2 separate regions of the Homo sapiens genome follow, and region 2 is linked to region 1. Evidence: read pairs that join two places in POLR2A ChIA-PET (ENCODE). Cell type or tissue: MCF 10A. All regions are shown on one strand. Each heading gives the region's core, and the rest is flanking DNA. Links, peaks and the distances in the headings are about the cores only. Region 1 has its middle 71 kb from the start of MIR4693. Region 2 overlaps PDGFDDN (PDGFD downstream neighbor).

Region 1 (5,390 bases), core at 155-5,154:
CCAGTTTCTTCACATCCTCACCAACATATAATCTTTTTTTTTTTTGATAATTGTTATCCTAACAGGTGTAAGTAAATATTTCATTGTGGTTTTGATTTCCATTTCCCTGATGTCTGGTGATATTGAACATCTTTCCACATACCTGTTGGCCATTTGTGTCTGCTTTGGATAAATGTCTGTTCAAGTCTTTTTCTCATCTGCTAATTGGGCTTTTGTCTTTTTGTTATTGAGTTGAAGAAGTTCCTTATATATTTTGCATATTACCTATTATAAGATGCATGGTTTTGAAACATTTTCTCCCACTTCTTGGGTTTCTTTTTTTTTTTCACTGTGTTGATTGTTTCCTTGCTGTGTAGACTTTTTTTTTTAGTTTGATGTGGTCTCCCACTTGTCTGTTTTTGCTTTTCTTGCCTTTGCTTTTGGTGTCATATTAAGAAGTCATTGCCAAGACCAGTGTTATGAAACTTTTTCCCTATGTTTTTCTCTAGGAGTTTTACAGTTTAAACCTTAAGTTTTAGCCTGTAATCATTTTGACTTGATTTTTTTTGTGTGTAATATAACATAAGGTACGATAAAATGTTACAGCTACAATGGAAAACATTATGGATGTTCCTAAAAAAATTAAACATAGAAATACCTCTTGGTCCAGCAATCCTATTTATGGGTATATCTCTGAAAGATTGGCCGGGCGCAGTGGCTCAGGCCTGTAATCCCAGCACTTTGGGAGGCCAAGGCGGGCTGATCATGAGGTCAGGAGTTTGAGACTAGCCTGGCCAACAGAATGAAACCCTGTCTCTACTAAAAATACAAAAAATTAGCCAGGTGTGGTGGTGGGCGCCTGTAGTCCCAGTTACTTGGGAGGCTGAGGCAGGAGAATCGCTTGAACCTGGGAGGCAGAGGTTGCAGTGAGCCGAGATCATGCCATTGCCCTGCAGTCCAGGCGACAGTGCAAGACTCTGTCTCAAAAAAAAAAAAAAATCTGAAATCAGAATATTGAAGAGATATTTGCACTCCCATGTTCATTGCAGCATTAGTCACAATAAACAAGATTTGGAAACAAACTCAATGTCCATCACGGTATATATATACAGTAGAATATAATTCTGCCTCGAAAAAATAGGGAATCCTGTCATATACAACAATATAAATGAAGCTTGAGGACATGATGCCAAGTGAAATAAGCCAGTCACAGAGGAACAGGTACTGTATGATACCACTTATATGAGGTATATAGAATAGGCAAGCTCATAGAAACAGAGAGTAGAATGGTGGTTATGAGGAGCTGAGGGAGGGAGAAGTAAGAAGTTGCTATTCATCAAGTATAACGTTTCAGTTATGCCAGATGATTAAGTATACATATCAGCTGGACAACATTACACCTATAATTACCAATACAGTGTTGCACACTGAAATTATTTTTTAACAGGGTAAATTTCATGTTAAGTGTTCTTACCCTAATAATATGCATATAAATTATCTTGGTAAAATTCTGATTCTGATTATGAAATGTTTGCAGTGGAGCCAAAGAGTCGAAATTTCTAGTAGGCTACCAGGTGATGCCAATGCTGCTGGTCTGTGGACCATACTTTGAGTCACAAGTGTTTAGTAGGGGTTGACAAATTATGGCCCATGGGCCAAATCCATCCTGCCACCTGTTTTTGGATGACTCAAGAACTAAGAATGATTTTCACATTTTAAGATTATTTTTAAAAATCAAATGAAGAATAATATTTTCTACCACATAAGAAATATATGCAACTCAAACTTCAGCATCCATAAATAAAATTTCATTGGAACGTAGCAACACGCATTCCTTACAGTTTTGTGAATGGCTGCTTTTGTGCTACAACAGTAGACTTAAGTAGTTGCAACGGGGGCTATATGATTTGCAAAATCTGACATATTTACTATCTGGCCTTTTACAGGAAAAATTTGCCAACTTCTGGAGTAGAGGGTAACTTGGATTGTCAAAGAAGTAAATATTATCCTCCAGGGTTTCATTTTATTTTTTTCATTGCTATCAGCTTCTCACAGCAGCAGCCTTCTGCCTACTGGCATTTCTCACCAGACTCAAAGAGTTTGACCCTCTCTTTTTTTTAAGGCACGATGCTGGGCACATCAAGTTTGAAATGTTATGTAAGTCAGAGTTTACAATGTTATGTAAGTTAGAGTTGCAACATTATATAAGTCAAAGGCTCCTCTTGTGGGAATTACTGACTGGACTGTGTCATTTTCCCTTGCTCTTGTTCAGCCTCACTCCATCATACTACCAGATGTGCTCATACACATGGATGTTGTCTAATGTGCAGAGGAAAACTTTGCTTTAAAGTTTAGAAAACAAAAACAAGTAATTCTATTTATTAACATTATTTGAAAATGGACATTGAGATCTATGTATTTCTACCAAAAAACAGATTAATGTAACCTGTTTTAAATGAAATAATGAAATGGGTCTGTAGAACTTGCATCAGCATGAGAGCTTGCTATCCTCAGATAAGACCCTTAAATCCAATTCTTTATTCATCATGGAGTCCCAGTTTTACCCCTACCATAAGGGAAAATGACTTAAGGTTTCTGCCCACCTCTTTCACCAAAGTTTGCAAGTCTGAAGTGGTGAAAAACAAATTACAGCCACTAAATAAAATTTAAAACTGAAAAATGTGAGAAAAATTACTGCAAACCAGGCCCTGTAAGTCTGTTCTTCTGAGGTTACACAGGGCTGCCTGCAGGTACACTAAGATTCTTCTTCCTTGTTCAAGGGGATGACAAAAGCTCTGTCATACATAGTGGTTATTTTGAAAATATGTCAAAAATTTAACTTATGAAAAGTCCTGAATCATATCTAAGTACATAAGCCTGGTTTAGTTATTCTTCCTAATGGCTCCAGGTTAAGACTAGTCAACATAATTTTCTCTGGTTTGGGGGATAGTCAGGAAACCATGGCTGCTGCCTTCAGTGGTGCGTTCTTTATTATTTTTGGCTCCTAACAACCATAACTGGTTCAGACATGTTGACCTAATCTAGCCATAATAGGGCAGCTTCCTACCAGCTCAGTCCTTATAGAAATTAAGGTGTTAAGAAAGATTGAGTAACCCACATTTCTCTGTGAGCTCTTGTTTTCATAAGTATACACTGATTTTTGTTTCAGGTACTTTCATGGTTAATAAAATTGTCATTTAAAAATAAATAGAGTAAAAATAAATAAAAATTTAAAATTATTTATTAAGTAATTCAGGTACTCATTTGGTACAATAGCCCTATGAAATAAGTTGATTTTTCCATAATGGTTCAATACATTACTCAAAGTCATGCAATTATTTCATGGAAGAGACAAAATTCAAACCCCAGGCTCAATGACTCTGGAACTGATACCCTTTAATTTGAATGTATGTTTTTTCCTGACAGAGTAACTCTCAAATCCCATTGTTAGAGTCTGCTGTCACATAGACCTGGAAAATTCTACAGGCTGTCTCCCCTTCTTAAAGAGTCATAATGTATACCAGCTTATTAACAGCTCCAGGCTTATTAATGGCTTCCCTATATAAATCTATGTATATTTGTTTACTCCCACATTTCTCAAATTTATTTTCCCACTGACCCCATCCTCCTACCACTACCTTTCTTAACACTACGACTAGCAACAATCTGCAAAACACATTTTGGGAAATATTGCACTAAGTCATTCAGGTCCTGTTGTTGATACTGTAGGGATGTGAAATCAATTGAGAGAAAATATTCCAGGACAAAGAGAGAGGGAGGAGAGGGAGAAGAAGAAAGAAGAAGAAGAATAAGAAGGAGAAGAAGGAAGAGTAGGAGGAGGAAGAGGAAGAGGAGGAAGAGGAGGAGAAAGAAAATAAAGGAGAGAAAACAAGAAGAGAAAAAGAAAAAAAGAAAATGCTATATCGTGACTGAATTGAAACATGGAAAGAGGGAGGAAGGAAGGACATTCTTCTGGCAAATCACTCATTTATATTCACTAATATAAATGGAATTTTTAATACTTCAATATTTTGTAGCAATTAATAAAAAAGGTTTGGCAAGCAGCCAGAACATCTTTCAGCTTGTTTTAAGTTCCTGATGGAGGGACACCAAGATTCAGAAGACACAGCCTTTTTCCTCTATGGGATCATAATATATTATAACATAAAACACAAGGATACAGATAGTATCAATAGCACAGACTGCATGACAAGTGCCCCTGGAAATGTACAGGGTTCAAACTTGGGCTCTATAAATTCCTAGCTTGTGTCCTTAGGCAACCTACTTAAACTATCTGTGCCTCAGTTTCCTCATATGTAAAATGATAATAATAGAATAACCTACTTCATAGGGTTGTTGTGAAGATTAAAGTACTCAGAACATTCCTGACATACAGTATGCTTTATAAGTGTCGATTATTATTATTATTATTATTTTTTTTTTTGAGACAGAGTCTGGCCCTGTCGCCCAGGCTGGGGTGCAGTGGCGCGATCTCAGCTCACTGCAAGCTCCGCCTCCCGAGTTCACGCCATTCTCCTGCCTCAGCCTCTCGAGTAACTGGGACTACAGGCGCCCGCGACCACGCCCTAGCTGGGACTACAGGCGCCCGCGACCACGCCCGGCTGATTTTTTTGTGTTTTTAGTAGAGACGGGGTTTCACCGTGTTAGCCAGGATGAATTATTAAGTTTTATATCACTATTTTGAAACAAATTCGTAAAAAAATCAGAAATCTGAGAAACAGAGAAAATCCCTAGGAATGCCATGAAAGAGTAAGATGGATGAAAGCAGAAGTGCATGACCTCTGAGTAACCAGTCTCACAGGTTTGTCCCAAACTGTGTGTGAAAAGAAGGAAGGCTGGGCAGAATTCAGCATTTGAATGGCTGGAAGGAGCTGCCATTCTAGAATTGGTATTTGGCAGCATATAGAAAGTAACCAGGAAGACCAAATATCCCAAGGATTGTGGCTAGAGCTGTGAGCAGACTGAGCTGGAAGTGGAATGGAGGGAGATAGACCATGAAGAAACAGCATGCTTACAATGATCCAAGATATTGAACTCACCTACCCTTTACTGTCAATTCAGTAGTTTTGCACTGAATTGACATATCTGTATTGCTGCATATCTGTAAGGAGAGGAGGAGGAATGCAAAGCCAGAAGACCACTGTGCAGTACAAATGTGGAAGAGAATTCTGTAAGAATTAGAGGTTGGTCTTCTTTTCATCTGACAAAAACAAGAAATACATGCAGTCATACTGAAATTCTGTTTGTGTCTCTTATTGGCAGCGGGTGGCTTATCATTGTTTGTCCCGCAGTTGTGTCTGGAAATTGCCAACCAATTAAAACGCACAAAGTTAGCAAAATTGGTTACTCATTTTCCCAAAAATGTATACTGAATGTGCTGTAAATGAACT
Region 2 (5,390 bases), core at 124-5,123, 120 kb after region 1:
TGGGCATGGTGGCCTGCACCTGTAGTCCCAGCTACTTGGGAGGCTGAGGCAGGAGAATGGCGTGAACCCGCAAGGTGGAGCTTGCAGTGAGCCAAGATCGCACAACTGAACTCCAGCCTGGGCGACAGAGTGAGACTCCGTCTCAAAAAAAAAAAAAAAAAGCTTTAGTATATATTAATGTATTTCATTTTCATAAAAGTCATGTATTAGAGGGTTATTATGAAAATTAAATATATGTGAGCTTCAGAAAAATTCCTGGCACATTGTAAAATGGGCACTACTATTACAGTCCATTTCCATTATTCACACCTTCTGTATTTGCATATTTACCTACTCAAAATTTATGTGTATCCCCCAAATCCATGTGCGTGGTTTCTCGTAGTCATTTGAAGACATGAGCTGATATGGTTTGGCTCTGTGTCCCCACCAAAACCTCATCTTGTAGCTCCCATAATTCCCACGTGTTGAGGGAGGGACCTGGTGGGAGATGACTGATTCATGGGGCAGGTCCTTCCTGTGCTGTTCTAGTGATAGTTAATGGGTCTCATGAGATATGATGGTTTTAAAATCGGGAGTTTCCCTGCACAAACTCTCTTTGCCTGCTGCCATCCACATAAGATGTGACTTGCTCCTCCATGCCTTCCTCCATGATTGTGAGGCCTCCCCAGCCACGTGGAATTGTAAATCCAATACACCTCTTTCTTTTGTAAATTGCCCAGTCTCAGGTATGTCTTTATCAGCAGCATGAGTAAAATTGAGTTACTCATGTTCCCAGCTGAGGAAGGACAAGGTGACACTGCCTTCTTGTTTCAGCTCTCATACTGTAAACGAGTGTCCTTTTCACAGTTGATTTACTGCCATGTTTTTAACACTTTTGTGCTTTTTGTTGAAGATTTTGCCATTTAAAATGGCTCCCAAGCATAGTTCTGAAGTGCTCTTTGGTGTTCCTAAATGCAATAAGGCTGTGAAGTACCTTATGGAAAAAAATATGTGTTAGGTAAGCTTGGTTCAGGCATGGGTTATAATGCTGTTGGCCATGAGTTCAATTTTAATGAATCAACAATATATATTAAATAAAGAATTCTTAACCAGAAGCACACAATAACCAAGTAGACTGGTGGACCGTCTGAAAGTTGATGAAAATGTGACCAGAGGCTTGCACAACCCTAAGCCAGGATTTCTCTGAGCAGCAGTGAAAACAGTATTTGCTAATTCAGTGAATCTGGCAACTTCATAGAACACAAGTGCCACAGACAACAATAATTTAATGTACAGTTGTCCCTTGATATCCACAGGGGATTCGTTTCAGGACCCCTGAGGATACCAAAATCTGGGGATGCTCAAGTCCCTTATCTAAAATGGCGCAGTGTTTACTATAACCTATGCACATCCTCCCATACGATTTAAATCATCTCTGGATTACTTATAACACCTAGCACAATATAAATACCATGTAAATAGTTGTTATACTGTGCTGTTTTAATTATTATTTAATTAAATTAATTAATTATTTTATTTATTTTTGAGATGGAGTCTTGCTCTGTCACCCAGGCTGTAGTGCAGTGGAGCAATCTTGCTCACTGCAGCCTCTGCTTCCTGGTTCAAGAGATTCTCGTGCCTCGCCCTCCTGAGTAGCAGGGGCTACAGGAGTGCACCACCATGCCTAATTTTTGTGTTTTTAGTAGAGACAGGGTTTCACCATGTTGGCCAGGCTGGTCTCAAACTTCTGACCTCAAGTGATCCGCCTGCCTTGGCCTCCCAAATTGTTGGGATTACAGGTGTGAGCCACTGAACTTGGCCAGTTTTTATTATTTTTATAGTTGTATTATATTTTTCATGTTTCCAAATATCTTTCATCTGCTGTTGGTTGAATCTATAGATGTGGAACCTGTGGATATAAAGGGCTAACTGCAGTTCTCTTTTCACTCACCTATCAACTCCTTGAGATAGTGGTTTTCACTCAGCATTTTCATGTAATCACAATTCCTCCCTCCAAATATCTTATCATCTGACTCACATTTCCACCATATGACATTCTCAGAGAACCAGAGACGGGTTTGGCCAGACATCAGAACTAATGAGAAGGAGGGACTCCCTCAGGACTTTCTGTGTGTTTGTGTCTTTCTTCCTTCTTTTCCTTTATAGTTTAACTTTCTCTAGATATTTAGTCTACATGGCAGAGAGTATGGCTGCCAATAGCCATTGATTTTCACATCCTACCATCCAAATAACCAAGGAGACTGTCTGAATCTCTCCTCAGGCCCATACATCCTGAGAAAGCTTGAGTCAGGTGCCCCTGGCTGTGACTAGAACGTGTGTGTGGTACTGTGAAGTGTGTAGTATTCTGGCTACAACTCTGGGTGATAATTAAATCTACAACTGCATAGCCTAATACAGTAGCCACTTGTCACATGTGGCAATTTATATTTAAATATTAAGTAAAATTAAATAAAATTTAAAAATCTTCAGCCACACTGGTCATGCTTCCAGTGCTCAGCAGCCAAGTGTGGCTATTAGCTGCTCTCTTAGAACAGATATAGAACATCTCCATCATCGCAAGAAGTTCTATTGGACAATACTGCTATAGATGAAGAGGAATCTCTCAGAAAAGAGATTAGGGTTAGAAAGGAGTATTTCTTACCATTTGACCCAGCCATCCCATTACTGGGTATATACCCAAAAGATTATAAATCATGCTGCTATAAAGACACATCCACATGTATGTCTATTGCGGCACTATTCACAATAGCAAAGACTTGGAACCAACCTGAATGTCCAACAATGATGGACTGGATTAAGAAAATGTGGCACATATACACCATGGAATACTATGCAGCCATAAAAAATGATGAGTTCATGTCCTTTGTAGGGACATGGATGAAGCTGGAAACCATCATTCTCAGCAAACTATCGCAAGGACAAAACATCAAACACCGCATGTTCTCACTCATAGGTGGGAATTGAACAGTGAGAACACATGGACACAGGAAGGGGAACATCACACACTGGGGCCTGTTGTGGGGTGGGGGAAGGGGGGAGGGATAGCATTAGGAGATATACCTAATGTTAATGATGAGTTAATGGGTGCAGCACACCAACATGGCACATGTATACGTATGTAACAAACCTGCACGTTGTGCACATGTACCCTAAAACTTAAAGTATAATAAAAATAAAAATAAAAGAAAGGAGTATTTCTGAGCAGATAAATCTGTAGGTGTTTCTCATACCTTCTCTGCCATAGTCGATAAAACTGACCCAGACTCTTTGCAACAATTTCTTCCTCTGGCACTTAGAACATTTTTATATTCTCACAATTGCCCTGTGATTCTTCCCCTTTCAGTTTTCACCCTCCCCTAAGTATCTGGACTGTTCCTGTGTTTTGTAATACCACTGTATATTGCTGACTTCTAAATTTACATCTGTCTCAGACCCTTCTTCTTAGCTCCAGACCCACAGACCTAACTGCCTACTTAATATCTCCAATTGGATATATCAAATGTCACTTGGAATTAATACCTCACACTGAATTCTTAATCTATCCTAAATCTCCTTCTCTTTGCATGTCCCCCATCTCAATAAATGGCACCTCTATCTGCACAGTTTGTTATGCCAGAAGCCTTGGAAAAATCCTTGCTATCTTCTATCTTCTTTTGCCTCAGTCTAATATATCCCCAACTCTGATAAATTAAAGATTCAAACTATTTCTTTAATATAGCTAGATTTTTTTTCATTTTTATTGCTACCATTTAATGTCACACTCTCCTTTCACTTTGCTTCTAACATTTATTCAACTTTCTGTTCCTGCTCTAATGTCATCTTCTCACAGAACCCTTCCTTGTCCTCTGATCTGGATTCCACCTTTTACTGTCATCACACATTATGCTTTTGCTTTTCACAAATGTATTGGGTTACATATGTAATTATTTGTTTAGTGTCTAGTCTTCTCTAGCCTCATGTAATGTCTTCTCTAGCTTGATAAAGGCAGGAAATACGTTTGTTTTATTTTCCTGTGAATCTGCTGTATTTAGCACAGGGCTGGACCTTTAGCCCTCAGTCAGTACTTAATACCTTTTCAGAACACATTTTTATGAGCTTTAGAAACTAGTCTTCTTCCCTCTTAATGGTTATGGAGGTCTTTCAGGTTCTGTGTATCTTCTTATGGTTTCAGCTTTGACCCTGAGAATGACTCCCTTTCAATGTTACAAGACCTGGCTCCTCTTCTTGGAGACATGCTTGCAAAATTCACCCCTCCTTCCTGCCTCCCTGGTTTTCCCACAAGAATTCTCTTGAACTCACATGACTTCTTCCTACAGGAGATCTCCAAGCCTGCACCTCCAGCCCATCCAACCACAAAGAACTTTGAAACCTCTTAACCTGTCTTGTCATCTTAGTTCATGCAAATAGCAACCCCTAGAGATTTGTAGTGCACAGCCTGAACAACCACAGGGGCAAACTTCCCTTCCTGTCTCTGAAGTCTCGCTTTATCCTTATTGTCTCACCCCTAGAACTTCAAGGAGCCTCATAACTCATAGCCCAATCCCTACTCTTTCTGTAGACCCATTTTCGAAAATGCAGAATTGCAGAATTGTTCTGCCGGAAGACACCTCCAGAACATCTTACATATCTGAGTGTGTAAATGAGGAAACATAGGTTTAGAAAGTGGCAGGCTAGTCACTACAACCAAGACCTTCTAACTTTCTGTCTGGTGCTCTATGACACATACAGCCCCCACTGTGCTCAGAGGTCCTCATGGAGCTTCCTTTACTAAATGTAAAAGACTAAATTCATTTGCCTACAGTTTCCTTTTCTTTCCTTTCGATCACTTTATATTTTCTGAACTGCCCACACTTACCTTATGCATTTTTGCTGGGAGACCTTTGTTCTTCCTGTTGATCTTACCTAGAATATCTTTCTCTAGTTTTATCCTCTGTTGTGAATCTTGTGTTTCAAGCCTCAAAGCATGTCTGATACATAGCGGGCTTTAATGTATTTGCTGTTGAATGAATGAATGAAACATGTAATTTAGTCAATTTTCCCCATATTGACTGTGGCTAAATTTCTATTGACAGAAGTCAACAAATATCTACCACCATATCCTGAAGTTTGCACCAAAGTGGACAGTACTGAAAAATATGCACCTGATGTGTTTGACTCTCAAAAAGCAGTGATTTCTTAAAGCAGTTGGGAATTTTACCCTATTAATTGCTCACTTGGGTAACCATGCAGTTGATCTCCTCGACTGATCTATCTCCTGTCTTTCCCAAAGCAGATATTGATCCTGATTTTCTCTGATTTGAAGACTGACAAGTAGAGGCAGGTGAGAAAGGAAGCCTGTGGGAGACACAGGGAGAAAGGAAAGTCTAGAAAGACACTAGAAGGCCTGAAGA

What was found. ChIA-PET counts read pairs that join two places held together with the same protein. Peaks named below come from ENCODE experiments on the same cell type or tissue, not always from the same donor. Only the 100,000 strongest peaks of a DNase experiment are listed, where the experiment ranks them.
Region 2: POLR2A ChIA-PET joins it to region 1 with 5 read pairs; 3 of 35 experiments call an interaction of 5 or more read pairs at or near these places.

Annotation. Positions count from the first base shown.
Region 1 is chr11:103,776,367-103,781,756 of GRCh38, forward strand. No RefSeq gene overlaps it. Among named protein-coding and RNA genes, the nearest start is that of MIR4693, 71 kb to the right of the region's middle. In MCF 10A, for the core only: no CTCF peak of the experiment used is centred there; a DNase peak (open chromatin) is centred at 3,015.
Region 2 is chr11:103,899,825-103,905,214 of GRCh38, forward strand. PDGFDDN (PDGFD downstream neighbor) reads right to left here. Exons shown (of 4, transcript XR_947960.3): 1 at 4,856-5,390. Among named protein-coding and RNA genes, the nearest start is that of PDGFDDN, 4.4 kb to the right of the region's middle. RefSeq lists enhancers at 4,227-4,316, 4,737-4,906. In MCF 10A, for the core only: no CTCF peak of the experiment used is centred there; no DNase peak of the experiment used is centred there.